2 separate regions of the Homo sapiens genome follow, and region 2 is linked to region 1. The links are chromatin contacts, found by Hi-C in ENCODE. All regions are on one chromosome and are shown on one strand. Each heading gives the region's core, a stretch centred on a gene start or an enhancer-like site at or near the end of the contact. The rest is flanking DNA. Distances are from core to core; before and after follow the strand shown.

Region 1 (3,104 bases), core at 6-2,505:
GCAGAAAAGCTGAACCGGTTAGAATACTTAAAAAAAAAAATCATGAGCTCCAGTCTAAAGAATAAAATAAAAATAAATTAAATAATAATAAAAAATAATAAACTAAAAAAAAAAAAAATAAACTCCAAAAACAACTAGCTAAAATGAAAGTAATGCAGAACTGGATGCCATGTTTCTTTTCTTTGAGGAGGAAGAGGTATGGGAAAGGAGGTACATTGTTGCTTCTTCCCTACACCTTTGTATAATGTAGATCTCTCTCTCTCTCTCAATAGCTTTCTTTTCACTTGTTACATAAAAGCAAAGTGTTACAAAAAGTAGACTCTTGCGGTATCTTCCCACAGTACTTCAAGTAAAATGGAAGAGATACATATGTCAGTTCTGCAGTGTCCCGTTAAAGAGGGCAGCAGTGTTGGGATAAAAATGAGTTAACATGCTCCTTGTAACTATGAATCCGCTTATGCTAAAAAGTATCAAGGTTTCATTTGCTTTATCCCAGACTCCACACTGCGCCCACAGAAGCTTCTCTTGAGAATGTTCTGTTCACCTTTCAAAACACAATGTATTATCGGAGTCACTTTACAATTTTGTGGCAAGTAAGGCTAAAGTCAAAAGCAGCCTCAAACCACCTTTAGTTAGTAAACTGAGGGGTTTGAGGCTCATTAAAAGTAAGAGGATCGGTTACCCCCTCTTGCCAACGTCCGGGATGAATCTCAAGAGTTGTGTTTACAAGGCATACACGGACCCACATCGTTGTGTGCGCCCGAGTACCTTAAACACAGGAAGGATGTCGACCTACGGGGGACGTCTCTGGAGTTTCGTGAACTCCTATGAAAAGGTGGGGAGGGACAGAGAAAGTAGTTCCGTTTTGATTTTTTGAGGTCACTTCTAGGGACTCGACCGCGAGCGCGTCCCGGTAGCGGAAAGCCGGGCCAGCGGCGGCCGACAACGGTCCCGCCCGACACGGCTCTGCCTCCTCCCTAGAAGGGCTCGTGGGCCAGGACCCGCTGTCCGCCCGCCGCCCGAGGTCGGGTGGACGCTTGGCCCCGCCCCCGCCCGCTCCCGACGACCCTCGGAGGCGGCGGAGGCGCGCGACTCACATGTGTGGGTTCCTCCTGAAGGCGTTAGTGATGTCCTTCACAACCCGCTGCACCAGCACCGCCACCTCCTCGCTGGTCTCGGCCATGTTGGCGGCGGCCGCGACAGTTCGGGCGCGCCTCCGCGTGAGCCGGGCCGCCGGCGGGAGTTCCGCGGAGAACGAGCGCGCGCGCGCGCGCGCGGGTGCTTCGGCTAGGCCGCGTCCCCGCCGCCGCGGCCGCCGCCGAGCACTTCCGGGTCAGCCAGTTGGCGGCCTGGGCGTGGCGTTAGCTAGGGTTGGTGGCCTTCCAGTGAGTGGAGAAGTTCGCCTCCGCGCGGGTAACGGACTTTCTAAGCGTCAGAGAAGATGCTGGACATTTGTTTGCAAAGTTCTCTCAGGCCTCCGATTTTCTTATTTTAAGTTTTAGGCGAAACCTCAAGACACACTCCCAGAGAGTCAGACACCTTCCTGAACCCCCCCAGCAAGGTCCCCGGGCATTCCTGAAGGAATGTTCAACTGAGGATGCAGGGCCTCTTAACAGTTAGTCCCGGGCGTTTTTCAGAGCTTGTCTGCTTTATTTTCCCAGCCTGAGAGATGAAGAGGTCCAGAGGCATTGCGGCGGAGCGAGTCCCTATTTGACCGTGTTGGTGACCTCCTTTCTAACTGTGCCAATTTTTGTCTCTGAACTTGAAAGCAGCCTTTTTAAAAAACATTAATTAAAATTCTTAAATTTATTAAAGGAAGAGAAAGGAAAGTGAAGGAAAAGTTATTTGCCATCTGTATGTAGGAAGTAGAAGTGAAATCGTTTTTAGATTTTTCGACTTCATTTTGTACTGCATTTGGTAGCCTTTGCGTCAATTTTGGAATTTAAAAAAAAGGATCAAGGCTCTGACAGGGTTTGTTCATAATAGCAAAAATAAATTTTTGTAGGAAAAACGAGCTTTCTAGTTTATTTAGGATTTTGAAATGCCATAACTAAAATTTTTGTGTATCAGGTTTTCTTTTGCACCTCTGGTAGAAAAATCTGGCTGCCCTTGGTTCAGTTTTATTCTTCCACCCTTGAAATCTGGCCAGGTGCGGTGGCTCACGCCTGTAATCCCAGCACTTTGGGGGGCCAAGGCGGGCGGATCACAAGGTCAGGAGATCGAGACCATCCTGGCTAACACGGTGAAACCCCGTCTCTACTAAAAATACAAAAAAAAAAAAAAAAAAAAAAAAGCCGGGCGTGGTGGCGGGCGCCTGTAATCCCAGCTACTCCCCACTGCACTCCAGCCTGGGCGACAGAGCGAGACTCCGTCTTTAAAAAAAGGCCGGGCGCGGTGGCTCACGCCTGTAATCCCAGCACCTTGGGAGGCCGAGGCGGGTGGATCATGAGGTCAGGAGATCGAGACCATCCTGGCTAACAAGGTGAAACCCCGTCTCTACTAAAAATACAAAAAATTAGCTGGGCGCGGTGGCGGGCGCCTGTAGTCCCAGCTACTCGGGAGGCTGAGGCAGGAGAATGGCGTGAACCCGGGAAGCGGAGCTTGCAGTGAGCCGAGATTGCGCCACTGCAGTCCGCAGTCCGGCCTGGGCGACAGAGCGAGACTCTGTCTCAAAAAAAAAAAAAAAGAAATCTGTATCTTTAAAAAGCTATTAAAAAAATAAACTCATGGTGTGTTTAATGTGAACATATGCGGAGCGTTTGAAGTAGTTTTTATGATTGTAAAAGTAAAAGCTATCTATTGCATGTAAAGTGAATGAGAAATATAAACGAAAAATATAAATTTACTATACTCAGTGGCCAGTATTTCCTGTGGGTATGTTTATAAAGGCTGGAGTTAGCCTTCTGGTTGTAAAAGAAGTGAGATAGGACCGGGCACGGTGGCTTACACCTGTAATCCCAGCACTTTGGGAGGCAGAGGCGGAAGGATCACGAGGTCAGGAGTTCGAGACCATCGTGGCCAAGACAGTGAAACGCCGTCTCTACTAAAAATATAAAATTAGCTGGGCGTGGTGGCACGTGCTTGTAATCCCAGCTACTTGGGAG
Region 2 (3,393 bases), core at 12-2,511, 280 kb after region 1:
GAGGAAAATAGTTCTTTTACTGAGATGAGGAAGACACAGGGGACGGGCAGGTTTGGCAAGAAATATGCAGCCTTCATGTTGGGACCTGTTAAGTATGAAATAGCTCTGAAGCATCCGATTGGAAATGTTGAGGTGGCAATGAGATCGAAGAGTCTGGCGTTAGTGAGTAGTCTGGGTTAGAAATATAAATGTGGGAGTTATCAGGCTATCATTGGTATCTAAAACTATGAGACTTGAGGACAGCATTGAGGGGCTGGATAGAGAAAGAAACAGGAGTGACAGGGAAGAACTTGGAGGCACTCTCATGTTAAGGGGTTACAGAGGTAACGCAAAGAGGCCGAGAAGCGGCGGCCAATGAAAGACCAGGAAACCCAGCGGTCTGGAAGCCAGGTGAAGGCATGGGAGCAGGTTGAACTGATGGCTCAACTGGAGTTTGTTAGGCCAGTGGTCCTCAAAGTATTGTTCCAAACCCGCTGCGGCAGCAGCAGCCTCTGGAAACTTATTAGGGACGTGCAGCCTCTCAGGCCCACTCCAGAGCTACTGGATCGGAAACGGAGGGTGAGGCCCTTCAGCAGATTCTGATGCACCCTCAGGTTTTAAAACCACTGCCCTCCTCACAAAATTGCCTGCACAAAATTATAAATGGGAGAAAGGAGGAGGAGGAGGAGGAAGAGGAGGGGAGGAAGAAGAACTCTTTACAAGAAAAGAATATTGTTGGAGACCCACTTAGTGCCCAAAGCAAACAGCTTCCTCAGAAGTAACTCCCTCCCCAACAACCCCCTCCCAGTGTAAAGCCTCCCATTAATCAATCTATCATGGCTCTTTGGAGAGAAGGAATGCCCCCATTTCACCGGACGGAGGGAATGCTGAGCACCAGGCATGCCAGACATTCCACCGGCTAAAAAAAGTGGGGGTGGTATTCCAGGGTTAGCATTGCTGGACCGTAAACGCTGAAACTCCTTAGATATAAAGCTTATTCCACCCAACCGTTTCCAAATTTTCCTCCAGGCTGTCCTTGGAGAATTCCACCCTCTTTCATTCTGGGGAGAAGAAGTTAAAATTAGGGCCAGCCCTGCGGGACTGACATGCCAGATGCAGGGAAGCTGTCCCCAGAAATAAGCGAGTTCCCACCGCGGCTGGGCGGGGCGGGAGCCTCGGGTCCCAACCCAGCGGAGGGACTCCTGGAAGGCCTGCCCCTTCCAAGTGTCTGCAAGGGCTCTGGTCCCAAGCTTTAAAATCCTGAGCGAAGGCACTGCGGGCCGACCTCTCCTCTCCCAGCCAGTCGTGGCTGGCCTTTCAAAGTGTGCAGTTGTCTCCTCCCTGTCCAGCCCCATCGTCGCCCAGGACCAGCTGGGCCGCGGTCTGACCTGAGGCTGCTGCTCAGCGCCGGGGCGCTGGCGCTCTCCATTCGAGCACCTTCCAGCATACCGCTCGGCTCCGGGAGCCGCTCTGCAAAGTTGGGCAGCTCAGAGCGCAAGCTTTGCCTCTCGACTTCTCCCTCCTTGGGTCCCCGGCGCCCCCGCCTCCCACGATCCCTTTCACTAGGAGCAGCCAGTCCCAGCGGGCTGGCAACTTGCACCCCTTCCTAGTCATCCTCCCTGAAACGCGACCATGCTGTTAAGGGGCGTCCTCCTGGCGTTGCAAGGTAAGGCCTGGACCCCGGGACAACCCCGGGGGCGCTCTGACGACTCGCCCCCGCTCCTGCTGCCCCCGGGGGTCCGGCTCACCGTGCTGGGCTGGGCCATCCGAGGGCGCCTCCTGATCCTCCGCAGCCGCTAACTCCCTCCCCTGGCCAAGCCTGGGGTGGGGGTGGGGGTGGGCGTGGGGTCGCTCAGTGGAGGCGCCCGGGGATGCTGGGGGACAGGTACTGCATCCCTCTCCCGCCCCCTCCCGCTCGTCTTTCCCCCACTTTCACCAGGTAGTCCCCCTGGGGCTCCCCGAGTTGGTGCAAAGGCTCCTGGGTGGAGCTCGAACTGAAACTCGCTTTGTGCCCGCAGCCCTGCAGCTCGCCGGTGCCCTCGACCTGCCCGCTGGGTCCTGTGCCTTTGAAGAGAGCACTTGCGGCTTTGACTCCGTGTTGGCCTCTCTGCCGTGGATTTTAAATGAGGAAGGTAAGGAGGCTCGGTGGAGAGGGGCGCGAAGTGAACTTTCTTCCTTGATGGCTTGCTTTTTTTTCCCACATGGGTAATGTTATCTTGGAGTTAATTCTCCGCGGCAAGAAAAGTGTGAGTCATGGATCCTCCTTCAAGCCCTCAGCTGTGCTGCAAGGGATGGCCGAGGCAGGAACGGGGCGGGCGGGAGGCCGCCCTTTGTTTACCTGGCCTATGGGTAGAAGCTTAAAATTTGCGTCTCACCCCAGCACTCCTTAATGGAAGGGAGAAACGGAGCACAGCTAATGATTGTTCTCCGCTGTGGGCCTCTGCAGGCACACCAGCTGTGTGCCTCTGCAGGCCAGCAACCTTTCTGGTCCTCAGGAGACATGTCTGTGAGTTGGGAAAAGTTGCATGGGACTAGTTCTCCTTCAGCTTTGCAGAAATGGTTCCACAATTCTGTGATGGGACGTCAGTGCTAAGACATCACGTCTGCCTTGACCCTGACAGTGTTTTTTGCTGCATGATTTCATCCTCACACTCCTGTTTGTAATCCTGCCCTGGACAAAAGAAACCATGTACACTGCCAAATGCCTGGGGTCCCTGTCTCACTGGTGGTCATTGTCTTACTACTCTATACTGTTTGGGTCCCAAGGACAAAGTTTAAATGTGGGGTCTTCTGAAGTGTCATCTTGCCTTTATATAGTTTTTTTTGTTTTTTGTTTTAAAGTGTGGTTCTCAGTACCCAATGGCAGGCGGCACTGGGTGTCCCTTCTTTCCTTTCTCTCTCTTTTGTCACCACCAGTGAAGCCTGATGCCCACAGACTATTTGGATTGGAAAATAGCCTTCTTTAAAAAACATGGTACCCTAGATGAAACCAGCTCACCTCCTTCCCCACTCAATTGTCCTCAGGCCGCAGATCCTCCCACCTCGCTCCCTGGGGGAGGATGGAGCCCGGAACCCCTGGTTAGATGTATGAACTGTCACCACAGCTCACTCTGCCCCAGGCTTCTACTCAGGGTTCTGCATACATTAGCTTCTCTGACCCTCACAGGTAGGTGATGTTGGACCCGTTTTACAGAGGAAGGAATCTCAGCCATAGAATATTCAAATGGCTAGTCCATATCACAGTGTCACTGAGTGGCTAACTCTGAGTGTCTAGTTAGGAAGAAACAGGAAGGAACTGGTTCAGTAGTAATCTCCATCTTTATCCAACAATTGCCAAGTCTTGACTACTACAGTCTACTTAGGGGTGGCTGGGAAAAAGCAATTCTTGATTTATTATTCGAGGGATTCCTATCT

The links. A loop is a pair of places that touch in the nucleus more often than their neighbours do. Pooled maps may share reads with other maps.
Region 2: a map of ascending aorta shows a loop between it and region 1 (5-fold over the local background). The contact joins the promoter of MAMDC2 here to the promoter of PTAR1 in region 1. A Hi-C loop is called at or near these places in 1 of 168 maps with a recorded cell type or tissue (ascending aorta) and 1 of 50 pooled maps.

Annotation. Positions count from the first base shown.
Region 1 is chr9:69,758,756-69,761,859 of GRCh38, forward strand. PTAR1 (protein prenyltransferase alpha subunit repeat containing 1) reads right to left here and starts at 1,256. Exons shown (of 8, transcript NM_001099666.2): 1 at 1,098-1,256. The coding sequence starts at 1,183. LOC105376076 (a long non-coding RNA gene) reads left to right here and starts at 1,340. Exons shown (of 4, transcript XR_929910.3): 1 at 1,340-1,718. RefSeq lists enhancers at 754-803, 2,278-3,104 and a silencer at 944-1,413.
Region 2 is chr9:70,042,587-70,045,979 of GRCh38, forward strand. It overlaps MAMDC2 (MAM domain containing 2), which reads left to right and starts at 1,262. Exons shown (of 14, transcript NM_153267.5): 1 at 1,262-1,645; 2 at 1,998-2,111. The coding sequence starts at 1,612. LOC124902179 (a long non-coding RNA gene) reads right to left here and starts at 1,455. Exons shown (of 2, transcript XR_007061571.1): 1 at 1,368-1,455. RefSeq lists a silencer at 1,247-1,541.